Regions from separate parts of the Homo sapiens genome. Here region 1 is linked to region 2. Evidence: chromatin contacts called from ENCODE Hi-C or POLR2A ChIA-PET data. All regions are on one chromosome and are shown on one strand. Each heading gives the region's core, a stretch centred on a gene start or an enhancer-like site at or near the end of the contact. The rest is flanking DNA. Distances are from core to core; before and after follow the strand shown. Region 1 holds the start of IVNS1ABP (influenza virus NS1A binding protein). Region 2 has its middle 31 kb from the start of ZNF648.

Region 1 (7,179 bases), core at 2,112-4,611, 3.3 Mb after region 2:
CGAAGACTCATAAATGAGTAATTAAACTGCTTTAATAACACCCAGAAGTTCACAGCCCGGAAAGATTAGCTTAAGTGAAATACAATTCAACAGGTCTTATCAAAGAGTTGTTAAAAAGGTAGGCACAATATGGCCTCTGCTAAAATTTTTCTCTGGCCTTCAGTAAGACCAAGATAAAACAAAAGACAATCGTTTGAGGGCAGTCAGCTCCCACCAAGTAGCCATCAGCTGCATTTTTAAAGGAAAGACTTTATAATACAAAGTAAATCAACACATCTTTTTAAAACCAGAAGTTACAGCTTTCCAAAGTAACCTCTAAAACCACCATCACCATCCATGTATATGAAAACTCGCTGAACTCATTCATTCTATCCATGCTCATAGTTTTGTAATTCTTTCACTACAACACAAACATATGTAGCACCAAACATATGGAAGGCACAAACTGAAATGGAATGCTCATATCATAACACAATAGAAGTTAACTCAGTTCTCTAGCCTGGAACACTTCACAGGCCAGTCAGAAAGATAAAACAAGCTGTGAAATAGCTTAAGCAGAAAGGAAAAAAGGTATGATAGCAAATATATTCCAGAAACTGCAGCTATTTCAGTTTCAATAGATTGTAGATTTGCAGGATGCATATGGTAATAGTGGGCGAGGAAGTAAGAGAGCCTAATTCCAAGGTTTAAACAATGCTAAGCATGGAAAGTAGGTGAAGGATTTAAACAAGGAAGCATAGGGCATCCTAGCAGAAGTGTGGGGGATGGTCTAGAGGAATGAGTAAAGCATGGAAACAGGGCAGTTAAGATTCTGTACACCCATGCTCCTTTAAGGCAGTGAGGACTTAAGATATTTTATCTTAGATATGTGGCATCCTTATTAACATCAATTATCAAAATTAAGATATGTGGCATCCTTATTAAAATCAATTACCAAAAAGCATAACACAAAGTCGTTTATAGTTTGCTACATGGAGAAGGGAAGGAAGGAAAGGAAGAATTTGGTTTGAGACGTTCTAATGCTGAGGTATCTGCATGTTAATAACAAAAATATAATAGTATGATGTTAAGTATAGGTTCAGAAACATTTACAAGATATACAACTTGTAGTTTACAAGTATGTATTTTCTGTTGTTTTAACAAAAACCCAGAAATCAATCTCTTACTCACAATACTTCAATCTACACACACACTAGCACATGCACATGACATGGTGGGAAGACCCCCAACCTTTAATAATTCCTACTTGCAGGATTTGACTATACAATCGCACTGCTAAAAAGTGGATGAAATGACTTACTTAGTGTTACTTCATCTTAATATCAATTAAGATACTTCCTTAACAGGAAAACATTTATATTTAAAAACGTATTTGCAAAACTACATTTAATTACCATCTAACAAATCCTTCAAGCAAGAAAAAATCCCACCTTCCAAAAGCAAGTAGCCAAAAAGACACTAATTTAAAACTAAGACTAAAACCTGAAATGTTTTGTCTTGGGGGGAAAGTTAGAAAATCAACTACAAATTAAGACAATGGCTATAGAAATTAGTATCTATTAGTTAACCAGAGATATCATCTATTAGGAAAACACAGAGGAAAACCATTCCAGGGCTCTCTTTGGTCAGTGGCTCAAGTTCCGTTTACCTCTGGCTACCAAATTATAAGCTTGATAAGCAGCCTGCCAGCTGGCGTTAAATGATACTAGTCTCAATTCAATTCTAAAGTCCATGTTTACCTCACGTCCAGACTTAACAAATACAACTACTCTTTCAGTATCTTTAAGACAGAAGTGTCAGCAGGCTTTAGCCTAAAAGTAATCATCAGTATTTTGTTTTTCCTAAATCAATCACTGGTGCTAGAATTATTAAAAGAAAGCATGGCCTGTGGCAGTCTAGTCCATGCTGTACTTATTCATCTGTTAAGAGTGGTACTAGGCTTCCAGAGTTGTCATCTATTAGTAGACAGAAGACCACGACACACTCAACGAACAGCTTGATGCCAAGGTGTTCTAACGCTCCATCACTGCACGCTCCATCACAAAAATGCGCCCTTTTGGACATCTGATTTCTCCTTGAAATGTCAGCTGTCTCAAACCAATAGATATGTCCACTACCTATTGGGGGAAAAAGTAAATGTAGTTCTCAAGTAGTGGTTCAAGTTACCCTAGGTTCAACCCTCAGCCTGATACCTTCCTATCATCAAGAGCTTATAATCAGAGACACTTAACCAAAAGCGTGGAGGGACGGAAAAAGAGCAAATCTTGCCACTGATTTCTTTCATAAAAAAGAAAGAGCGTCCCAGGCCTTCCTCCTCGCGCAGCCAGGCCGGCGCCCACTCCGCAGGCTGCGAGGCGAGGCCCCCAGCACCCGCACACCCCCGCCCCGGATTGGCCAGCCCCGCAGTCACTCAGTACCGACACGTCAGGGCAGCCGCTCCCTCCCTCCTCCCGCCCCCTTCTCCCCGCGCTTGGCAAGAAAAGCGGGCAACGTGGAGCGGGAACAAAGGACCCCGCGGCCCACGGCGATCGGGGACTCCGTGCCACCCTACTCCAGGCCCGGGGCTGGCTGCCCGCCCACACGAGCCGAGTCTCGAGAGCTCTTCCAGAAGAGAATCCCAAACCCCAGGCAAACCCGAGGCGAGGCGTCCGTTCCTGACAGCAAGAACGGGGAGTCCCGCGCCCTCCTTCCGGCGGGTCATCCCCGCCCGCGGCGCCCTAACCCAGGCCCCCCAAAACCCTTCGAACAAAAAACTCTTGTTCCTCCCAGCCTGCCTCACCCGCGCCAGTGTAGCAAAGGGGCTCCAGCCTCCGCGCTCTCCGAGGCGACCGGCGCCCGCTCTCGGCCGCCAACGCAACTTGGCAACCATGGCAGCGCTGGAGCGCGGGCCCAGCGCGGCGCGGGCTTCACGTCCCAGAGGGCGGCGGCGGCCGCTTGGGGCTGCCTCCCCTGATGAGGACACCGCTTCCGCGCCTCCCACCCTCTTCCCATCCGCCGGCGCCATCCCTTCTTCTCGGATTCTAGCCGCGCCGTCTCCCTCATCTGTCGTTCGTAGAACCAGCGCGTATTACCTGGTTCATCTCTGAAGAGATGGAAACATTCATTTCTAGAGCTTCGATGGGAAGCAGGAGGAAGCGGGCGGGAATCGGCCCAACGGAAAGCGCCAGAAGGCGGCGGAAGACGGGAGCGGTCAAGTAGAAGGACGAGGGGCCAGTCCGTGGAGACTGAAAGGAAGGGGGAGCGCCACCGAGAACTCGCGGGAACTCGCTCGCTCGCCGATACAGCCGCGCCGAAGCAGCAGGCGGAGAAACTGCGCCCAGCAGCTCTGAGCGACCGACCTCCACGCGCGACCGGGAGACACTGCCTCCGCCGCCGCCGACCGCTCGCGCCGCACCCCCTCGCACGTCACCACGTGCGCTGCCGCCGCCGACGCCTCCCAGCCCGCTTCCGTCTCGAATCCATCTGCAAATCACAGGCGAGCTCCATAAAGATCCCACTCTAAGCCCCGCCCCACCCGCGGCCCCGCCCACATCCCGCCCCGCCTTCCTCCCTGGTCTACTGGGGTTCCTTCCTTCTCGGTGTAACTAGGTCAGCGCAAGGTGATCCTGAGGAGATAGGCGGCGCTCGGGGGGCGCCCTCGTTCCTCTTATCGCGCCTTTGTCCCTCCCTCCGTTCCTTGCCCCGCACCCTCACTTTCGCCGCCCTGTGCGTTGCCTGTCCCGGAACTGGTTCCCTCAAGCCGCCCTCACCTGTTCTGACTTCCCCTCGAGGCACAATAGCCTGAGAGATCAGACGTGGGAGATTAGATTGCTCGGCGTCAGACCTACTTCTAGGCAACCCCCCCTAGACTGGAGCTGCTCGTCGTGGACATTAGGATCTAGTTGGGCATGAGCCCTTAACTTAAGGGTCGGGGGGGAAGTGGCGGGTGCGGAGAGGAGGCGTGGAGAGTGTGAGGAAGAAGAGAGGCACTCTGAGAAGAAGTCGAACAACTAACCCCTCATTTGGCCTGGTTTGGGTGAGAAGATTGAGTCACTTGGGGAAAAAAATATTGGAGAAGTCAGAGAAGGTGTAAATCAGTGGTGCCACAAACACCAGTTTACTTCCACTTTTCACCCCCCGGGTCTGTTTTGTCTGCGTGCAGCTCTCCTCGTGTCGGAGACGCTGAGTCAGTTCTCTACTGGTCTTGCCCTCTTCCGGAAAAAGAAAACACACCTGAGAAGTGGTAGTTCCTATCCTAACCTACTGGGGCCCTTTATACCAGGTGCCAAACTTCATTATCCACCCCACCACCTTGCCCGGGAGGGAGATCTGTGAAAGCGAAACGTGATTTAAGCTGGGATCTGGCAGCAACTTCGTGGACTCTGAAGGGCACGTGGGAAAGGAGTTTTGATTGAAGGTGAGGGATTTAGTGAGGTAAAATTATATCCAAATTAGAGTTTGGTAAAGGCTTCCAGGTTAATGTCCTGTTAACGCTTATCCTGATTTGTGGAGGACACTTAAGCTGTCTAGGCCTAACCTTGTGTTTGATCACTCACCTTAATTTGTAGACATTCTAGGAGCTCTTTGTCAATGCCTCTTACCATTTTTATCATTAACTATTTATGCTTATAGAAGCAGGAAAAATAAATTGTGGGAGCCTTCATCTGCAATAGGTTTACAACTTTTTTTCTAAAATCTTGAGGCAAGGAGACTTATTCCCCCGCCCCTTTTTTTCTCACAGATTTCTTGTATGTCTCCCTCGCCCCGCCCGCACCCCGTCCCCCCGCCCCCGGACAATTAATTGTAGGAGGAAACAAGAACTAAGATGTCTATTCGAGTGATTTTTTATATCTTTCTTAAGGAGAAAAAGACTGACATTTGACACTGTGCTCTTGTTTTGTCTTGCTGATAATAACTGACAGCAATGTTTACTTTTCTTACAAATGAAACTATCAGGGTACGTACTTTTAAGCTCTTTAATACAATGGGTTTCATCCTTCCAGTGGGAGAGTATGAATTGCCCACTCTGCGTAGACACATGACTGCTGGCCTGTTGGACACATGGTCACACTTGCTATACTCTAAATAGTGTCTTTGTGACCTGAAACAGTCAACACTTTTCTTAAAGCTACAGTGTGCCCACACTCATTGTATTTTTGCTTTGTATGGAATTTCAAATTTACTTATTACCTTCTCTATGAATAATAGCATAACTTATGCATTCCATTTATGCCTTTCAGGGAACCTGATGGTTAATTTCTACCTCTTAAAGTAACACATTATGTTGTAAGATTTTGCTCTTAATATAGCAGTCCCCCTTATCCTTGGTTTCACTTTCCAAGATTTTGTCAACCATGGCCCAAAAATGTTACATCACTACTCTTGCATTTGGGGGGTATTATTACATAAAATGATAGTTATATGAACACAAGCACTGTCACACTGCAACAGTCTGACAACCCAGACAGCAACTGGCTAATGGCAATCTGGGCAGGGACAGAGCAGACTGTGCTCCTCAGAATGGTGCACAATTTAAAACTTATGAATCGTTTATTTCTGGAATTTGCTATTTATGTCACAATACTTATGTCATTCACCTCACTTCATCTCATCATGTAGGTATTTTATCATCTCACATCACAAGAAGGAGAAGGGTGAGTTCAGTACACTAAGATGCTTTGAGAGGGAGACCATACATAACTTTTATTACAGTACACTCTTAAAATTGTTTTATTTTATTATTATTATTTTTTGAGACAGAGCTTCTTGTCTCCCAACCAGGACTATAATGGCACAATCTCAGTTCACTGCAACCTCCGCCTCCAGGTTTCAAGTGATTCTTCTGCCTCAGCCTCCCGAGTAGCTGGGATTACAGGTGCCCGCCACCACGCCTGGCTAATTTTTGTATTTTTAGTAGAGGTAGGGTTTTGCTGTGTTGGCCAGGCTGGTCTCGAACTCCTGACCCCAGGTGATCTGCCCACCTCGGCCTCCCAAAGTGCTGGGATTACAGGCATGAGCCATGGCGCCCAGCCTGTTCTATTTTATTATTATTGTTGTTAATATCTTACTGTGCCTAATTTATAAGTGAAACTTTATCATAGGTATGTATGTATAGGAAAAAACATAGTGCATTTAGAGTTCAATACTAAGGTTTCAGGCATCCACTGAGTGTCTTGGAACACATCCACCAGGCATAAGGGGGTGGGGGTGACTACTATACTTAGGTAAGATTTATTTGGAGAGTGCTTAATAAAAATTATGAATTTCTTGCATACCTATTTTGTGTCAGGTCCTGAGAAAGATAATCAGGAATTGGTGTCAATCTGCCATCTTTTCTTTATTCACCCTGATCCTGCTTCAGATGTTGTCTCCATCCTTAACTGACTTGTGTTTTGTTTATTCTTGATGTATTAGTTTGCTAGGGCTGCCATAACAGACTGAATGGCTTAAACAACAGAAAGTTGTCAAGCATGATGGCTTGCACCTATAAGCCCAGCTACTGGTGGTGGGGAGAGGATCACTTGAGCCCAGGAGTTCAAGACTGCAGTGAGCTATGATCGTGCCACTGCATTCAGACAACAGAGTAAGACCTTGTTTCTAAAAAAACAAAAACAAAAACCCTCCAGAAATTTGTCTTACAGTTCGGAAGGCTAGAAGTCTGAGATCAAGGTATTGTCAGGGCCCTATTCCCTCTGAAGGCTCTAGGCCACTCTCCTAACTTCTGGTAGTTCCTTGGCTTGTCAACATAACTCCAGTTTTCACATGTTCTCCCTGTCTGGGTATCTGTTGTTCAGATTTCCCCTTTTTCTGTGGACACCAGGGTTAATTGAATTAGGGGCCCACCCTACTCCAGTATGACATCATTTTAACTAAACCTGCAACTACTGTGTTTCCAAATAAGGTCATATTTTGAGATACTGGGGGTTAGGACTTTAACATACAAATGTTGAGGGAACACAGCTCAACTCATAAAACCTTAGTTCATTTTTTAAGTGTGGTCCACTGAACACATTCTTTGGAATCACCTGTGTATTCTTCCTAGAAATGCAGGTCCTTATGTGTCCACAATTGGGGGGTTCTTGGTCTCACTGACTTCAAGAATGAAGCCATGGACCCTAGCGGTGAGTGTTACAGTTCTTAAAGGCAGCGTGTCCGGAGTTTGTTCCTTCTGACGTTCAGACTTGTTCGGAGTTTCTTCCT
Region 2 (7,244 bases), core at 1,269-3,768:
TTTTAAGCCACCCGGTTTTTGGTGCTTTCTTATGTCAGCCCTAGGAAACTAACACTGAGTCTTAAGGAATTCCTCACTTGTCCAGAATTGCCCAGCTAGTTTGGGATAGAGCCAATATGCCAATATTCAAACCCAGGGCTGCTTGGCCCCCAAATCCATGGTCTTTTTTTTTTTTTTTTTTTTTTTTGAGACGGAGTCTCAGACTGTCGCCTGGGCTGGAGTGAAATGACGTGATCTCAGCTCACTGCAACCTCCGCCTCCCGGGTTCAAGCGATTCTCCTGCCTCAGCCTCCTGAGTAGCTGGGATTACAGGCACACACCACCACATCTGGCTAATGTTTTGTATTTTTAGTAGAGATGGGGTTTCACTATGTTGGCCAGACTGGTCTCGAACTCCTTACCTCATGATCCACCCGCCTCAGCCTCCCAAAGTGCTGGGATTACAGGCGTGAGCCACCGCGCCTGGCCTCCATGGTCTTTTGATAATGCTGGGGTGAGTCAATCTTTGATTCTATTTTACTGTGATAACATGATGTAGGATCAAATATTGACTCATATCAGAAAAGTGATTCCTTATCTTCTAGTCTTTTTAATATTCTGTGAATAGTATATATTTTTGTTAGAAAAATTACTGTACGCTACTATAGACTTCATAAACACTGTACACTTAGGTTTCACTATATTTATGAAAAAATATTTTTCTTTCATCAGTAACCTTAGCTTACCATAATGTTTTTACTTTATAAACTTGAAAAAAATGACTCTTTTATAATAAGTTTAAAACATAAATACATTGTACAGATACACAAAACTTTTTTTTCTTTATATCCTTATTCTATAAGCTTTTTATATCTTAACTTTTTAATTTTTAAACTTTTTTGTTAAAAACAGACACAAACACACACATTAGCCTAGGCTTACAGAGAGTCAGGATCATCAGTGTCACTGTCTTCCACCTCCACATCTTGTCCCATTGGAAGGTCTTCAGGGGCAATAACACACCCGGAGCTGTCATCTCCTATGATGACAATGCTCTTATGGAATACCTCCTGAAAGGCCTGCCTGAGGCTGACAGTTAACTTTTCTTATAAGTAGAAGGAATGCACTCTAAAATAATGATAAAAAGTATAATACAGTAAATATATGAACCAGTAACAGTCGTTTATTATCATTTTGAAGTATTATGTATTGCACATAATCATGTGTGCTACCTTTTTATATGACTGGCAGCATGGTAGGTTTGTTTACACCAGCATCACAACAAACATGTGAGTAATACATTGCGGTACAGTGTTACAATGGCTTTGTCGCTAGGTGATAAGAATTTTTCAGCTCCATTATAATCTTATGGGACTAATGTCATATATGTAGTCCATCGATGATCAAAATGTCATTATGGGGCACATGACTATAAATGTACCTCTTGAGGACTGGCCTTTCTGACAGCTTTTTTTTTTAGTTTTGAGGATCAAACCCTTGGGGCCATTGATTCATTGGATCATTCAGCAAATGATCAAATGGGTAATTTGCGGTACAATCTAAGCAAAGGAAAACCTGAAGATGTCCATTTCTTCAAGGAAGCTCTAATCTGGAACAGCAATAAATTCTCTACGCAAAAGAGAAACACTCAAGGCAGTAAGGTAACAGCTCTGAAAGTGCTAAAAATATGGAGGGGAGCGAGCGATAACTTGTATGGTCACCATTGACCTTGCTGATGCAGAAATAAATCATCTTTACTCTTCATTCTCTTGAATTCTCACCTACCCTGCCACCTCATCCAAAATTTGTTAATTCTATGTGCAAAACATCTTTCAAATCCACCCCTCTCTCTTCATCCTCACTGCCCCCATCCTAGTCCACATCAATGCCAGTCTTCTGATTTTCCTGTCCCTAGTCTGATCTTCTCCCAATGCACTCTGCAGAGTGACCTTTATGAAATGTAGATCTGATTATGCCACGTTCCCACTTTAAAAGCCTCTAGAGGTGTGAACCTCTAGAGTCTTCTAGAATCTGACTTCCATTCTCTGTCCAGCTTTATTTCTTGCTGGACTACTCTATGCTCCAGCCATATTGGTCAAAAATTGTTTTAGTTTCTGGAACCTATGGTGATCCTCTCACCGAGGCCTGCTATTTTCTCTTACTGGAACTCTGTCCCCTCCCCTGGGCACCCTCCCGCCTCTGGCCTAGCGAATTCCTTCCATCTTCCGGTCTCAGTTCCTCCAAGAAACCTTCTCACCTAACCCGTCCGGTCAGGGTACTTTCCTTACCTAACACCCACTCCCTCGTTTACTTCTCTTTGGCTGGACTGAAGTTGGGCAGGGCAGGGGCTAGTCTGCCTTCTTCTGGGCCCAACCCTCCCGGCCGGCACCACAGGCATTACAGGTACTCTGTGCACTCAGGCTGCGCAGACCCGCAGCTTCCTATCCTGTAGCTCACTTTCCTCTGAGGCGGGCTGGAGGCGGAGCTTGTCCGCTGGGGGTGGGGCTCAAAGCTGGGGCGGGGATACGGAGCAAAACTTAAGAGGAAGATGAGAAGCCTGGTTGGCCAGGAGGCTTATCTGTCAGGACAGGGGGCGGGGCCTGGGGGGCCGTACCTTTGCTTACCGCGAGTGGGCGGGGCAGGTTTTACCGCCGCGGCCCATCAGCGAAGATCGCTGAGCGGCGCCCGCCTTGCGGGCCTCCAGGACCCGGCCGCCGCCATCCGGTGGGAAGCCGGGTGGCCTGCGGGTGAGGGGGGCGAGGCGGACGGAGGGCACCACACCCCCCGGGGGGCGGGGCGGGCGGAGAGCACCCTACATCCGGGAGCCGGGGCGGCGCCTGGAGAGCGGAGCAGGCAGCGCTTTCTGCCCGCTGAGTGGGTCAGGCGCCGCCCCCTTGTGGTCTCGGCCTGCGGGCAGCCCTTTGGAGCGCGCGGGAACCGGACGCCCGCCCGAGGAGAGAGGATCCAGGAGACCACTCCGGGCGGGATCCGCGGAGCCTGGGGCCGGGCGGTTGGCCCACATTATAAGAGGGCCTGCGTTGCTTCTACCTCAAAGGCTTTAGGGTGTTTGTTAATTCCCCGCCCCCCAACCTGATGATGCTCCAGGTATTTACAGGCAGGTGCCCCATAGGCTGTTTACTGGGAAGCAGAATTGGTGGACTCCGTTCGGGGATATGAGGAAAGATCCATAAGCAGAGAGAATAAAGCCTTTGCACTTACATTTTACTTCTCTTATCCCTCACCTCTACCACCTTTCCCCTTGACCCCCAATGGGCTGCAGGTCACATCATCTTGTCCTTGATATATTCAGAAAATAGAAGCCCCTCAAACAACTTAGAAGCAGTCCCCGCATGTCACCAAATAATAGACCACAGCTGGCATGTGAATGCTACCAGTTAGAGATGTGTAGTAGTTTGTAATTTCCTCATGAATAGTTCAAACTAGAGATTTCTAAATTATTACTAAATTTTAGTATTAATCTAAATATTGTTAATAGATTTTTGTATTATTACTAAATGCATAATCTTTGGAGCAGAAGTTGTGGGAAAAGAAGATTTGGACAAATACCTGACAAGTTACCCGGTATTTTACTTTCTTTGAAGCAATTAAAGAGGTCTGTGTCTTGTCTTGAATAATTAATTTACTTAGGTTGCTGTTTAAAATGCTTTTAAATTTTCAAAACACATCTGTGAGGAGAGGTCTCCACATCTTCAGTTGAAAACTGGAAGAAGCAAAAGGAATAGAGTGTTTATCTTTGAAAAAAGCACACCTAACTAAAATAATAATAAAAAATATGCAGGTGGATAGAAACTCAACAGCTTTCTTCATAGGGTTTGAAACCATAACTGAAGGAAAGGCTATCTGCCATCTCCACTTTGTCTGCTTCTTCAGTCATCTCTCATTATTCAACTTACCTTCTAGTCAGGTCAAATTACAGTTTCTCCAGACTCATATTGCTTTCATATATCTCTTTGTCTTTGTACATAATACTCCTTTACCTTCCTAATGCTTATTTTACCTTCGAAATTCAGCCAATGTATCAACTCTCCTAGAAAGTTCCATTATCTTTCCTCCAAGTACAGGTCTTTCCACTGTACTACCATCGAGTTCTGGGATGCTTCTCCTTGGTGGCATTTTTTATACCGTGATATAATTCTCTCTTTACTTATTCCTGTATCAAGTTGTTAGGGCAATGCCTTTATCTCAATATTCTGTAAATGTAGCATGGACGGATTGATGATGGACAGACAGGTGGGCGAGGGAATAGCTACAAGGATGGACATATACGTGGGAGAAAAGGGACGGACAAATGTATAAATAGATGTTTTAAGGTTGGGTAGGTGAGTGGATGGAACTAAAGCTTGGAGAGTAAATCTTGATGAAGACTTGTTGGGAAACAAGAAGATCTTGATATGATGAACTCAAGGAGGTTGATGGAAAGGGGTGGGGGATAGTTGAGGATCGGTCATTGAAACCATTATTTCTTTTGGAAAAATATTGAGAAAACATGTACTAAAGTTAATAAATGCTACTTTGTGAGGAAAAGATGATATTAGTTTGATATTCTTAGTATTTAAAGTGTAAAGGACTAACATTTCCCTCTCCTATTTAGTCTCCATTTCTTTCTTAATCTCTAGTGTAAGCATTATTTAAAAGTTATTTGTTATAGTAAATATCTGGACATTCTCATCAGTGTGGTTATTCTTAAAAGTTGTCGGCAGGGTGCTATGGCTCACGCTTGTAATCCCAGCACTTTGGGAGGCCGAGGCAGGTGGATCACGAGGTCAGGAGATCGAGACCATCCTGGCCAACATGGTGAAACCCCGTCTCTACTAAAAATACAAAAATTAGCTGGGCGTGGTGGCGTGCGCCTGTAGTCCCAGCTACTCAAGAGGCTGAGGCAGGAGAATCGCTTGAACCCAGGAGGCGGAGGTTGCAGTGAGCCGAGATCGCGCCACTGCACTCCAGCCTAGGTGACAGAATGAAACTCCGTCTCAAAAAAAAAAAAAAAAAAAAAGTTGTCTAAAGTATTTTATTGTTGTTGCCTAAACTAATTGACTTCTGTGCTTTTGGTCCTTGAAAACACTGTTTTAATAGTTACACTTTTTTCTGTAATAATACTTTACATGTGTTAAAAGAAAAACTTTAGACAAATTAAATTTACCAGTTTATTTGAGCAAAGAATGACTCAGGAATCATGCATCACTGAGAACCAAAAGTTCAGAGTGCTGCACAGTGTGAGCAATGGACTTTTATAGGCCCAACACAGAAGCAGAGGAGAGGAATCACCTGATTGGTTGGGCATGGTGGCTGATGCCTGTAATCCCAGCAACTCGATAGACTTACTAGGGAGGATTGCTTGAGCCCAGGAGTTTGAGGCTGCAGTGAGCTGTGATCACACCACTGCACTCCAGCCTGGGCAACAAAGCAACCCTCCTGCCCCCACCCTGACCCCATCTGCTGTACTTGTCAGTAAGCTTGCTTTGGGTTTATGAGATCCAATAAATATGGATTCATATCAAACTGTTTGTCTCACCTTATTCATCAGTTGACACCTATCAAAGGCATATCCCGGGCACTGTTCTGAACATGTGAGGACAAGAGATTCAAAATGCTAAAGGCTCACAATATCACAGCAAGATGCTATTGGGAATTAGAGAGACCAGCATGTTGCTAACAAGAAAACCTGCGTATGTGATTGCAGAATTCTACAGGTGGTCTTAAAGAAGTTTTCTCATGGGCCATATTCATATTCTGTGCTTTATTCAGCTTCATATTTTTTCTCTAGCAAGGTATCATCAAGAGTTTGCAGGAGGACATTGTTACTCTTGCTGAAATTCTGTCAGCAGGACTAAGGTTACATATTATCATGCCCCTTCTGCTTCCAATAACAAATGACCTTAAAAATAGCATGGCCTGAGATCTATGCCAAGAAAATATCCACATTATATTTGTAATTCACACTGTTCTGAAGTTGAATTTGTGATTATTATATTGAGACTATATTAAAATACTTCCCTAGTTGTATTTATTATGCTCATGAGATTTGGTGATTTATTATTAAACCTCTTAGAGTTAATTATGTTTATTGCCCCAGTCTTTTCTGAAGGAAACTTGGGAATTGTCTTTCTTATCCCTAATTAGGAAATTACAAAATGCTCTTCTGAGCACATGGGAATTGTTTTCCCTTGCTCCATGAGACTGACCCACCAGGTTTATTAAACAAAAACCTCTTTGATAACAGATCAAAATTTTAACTTTACTATTAAAATATATAAAGATATTCTATTAAATAGCAGATCAGCTTCACCCCTTCTAGTTCCTCATTTTACATTTTTGAGGGAAGAAGGGTTTTTTCCCTCTGGTTGAAAACATACTTTTTAAAAAAATAACAAAATTGCCAAGTTATAAATGTTGTATTAGTTTGCTAGGGCTGTAATAATAAAGTACTATAAGCTGGATGACTTAATAAAAATTTCACCTCTCAGTTCTGGAGGCTAGAAGTCTGATATCAAGGTGTCTTAAAAGTTGGTTCCTTTTAAGGGCTGTGAGGGGGAGTCTGTTCCAGGCCTCTCCCCCTTGGCTTTGTTAATGGCCATCTTCTCCCTATGTCTCTCCACGTTGTTATCCTTCTATTCATGTCTTTCTCTGTGCCCAAATTTATGCAATGGACTGAAAGTGTCCACCCTAAAATGCATATGTTGAAATCCTAATCCCGGTGGGATAATATTTGAAGGTGGGGCCTGTGGGAGGTGATCAGGTCATAAGGGTGGAGCCTCATGATTGAAATTAGTGCCTTTTATAAGAAGAGGTCCAAGAACTGCTAGCTCTCCTTCTGCCGTGTCATGATCCAATTAGAAGTCAGCAGCAGTCTGCAACCTGGAAGAGGACCTTCACCAGACCCTGACTCTGCTGGTGCCCTGATCTTAGACTTCCAAGCCTTCAGAATTGTGAGAAATAAATTTCTGTTGTTTATAAGCCATCCAGTTTATGGTACTTTGTTGGAACAGCCAAATGAATAAGACAATTTATATGAATAGACTTATGGTTCTGTGACTTGGTTTTTTCACTCAACATTTTCTAAACCTGTACTTACAGCTTCGCTTCATTCATCTTAACTGCTATTTAACATCCCATTATATTAATAAAACACAATTGATTTATGTATTCTTTTACTGATGAATATTTAAAATGTTTCCAAAGTTTTGCCATTACAAATTATGCTGCAATTAATATTCTTACATATATTTATAATCTCCTCATGT

The links. Hi-C counts contacts between places; a loop is a spot of excess contacts on that map. ChIA-PET counts read pairs that join two places held with the same protein, here RNA polymerase II (POLR2A). Pooled maps may share reads with other maps.
Region 1: a loop to region 2 is called in a pooled map, with 19 times the contacts of the local background. The contact joins the promoter of IVNS1ABP here to the enhancer-like site in region 2. A Hi-C loop is called at or near these places in 1 of 37 single-sample maps with no recorded cell type and 6 of 50 pooled maps. POLR2A ChIA-PET finds 5 or more read pairs at or near these places in 1 of 52 experiments (PC-9).

Annotation. Positions count from the first base shown.
Region 1 is chr1:185,313,882-185,321,060 of GRCh38, forward strand. IVNS1ABP (influenza virus NS1A binding protein) reads right to left here and starts at 3,362. Exons shown (of 15, transcript NM_006469.5): 1 at 3,072-3,362. It overlaps CBSLR (CBS mRNA stabilizing lncRNA), which reads left to right and starts at 3,571. Exons shown (of 4, transcript XR_007066771.1): 1 at 3,571-4,396. RefSeq lists enhancers at 2,688-3,301, 3,951-4,050, 4,301-4,380 and silencers at 2,791-2,850, 3,311-3,620.
Region 2 is chr1:182,027,218-182,034,461 of GRCh38, forward strand. No RefSeq gene overlaps it. Among named protein-coding and RNA genes, the nearest start is that of ZNF648, 31 kb to the right of the region's middle. RefSeq lists a silencer at 2,511-2,900. Within about 2 kb of position 2,519, at least 30 of the 41 ENCODE cell types and tissues checked have a DNase peak (open chromatin) inside an H3K27ac peak, as active enhancers do; they include PC-9, where a contact is called at or near this core.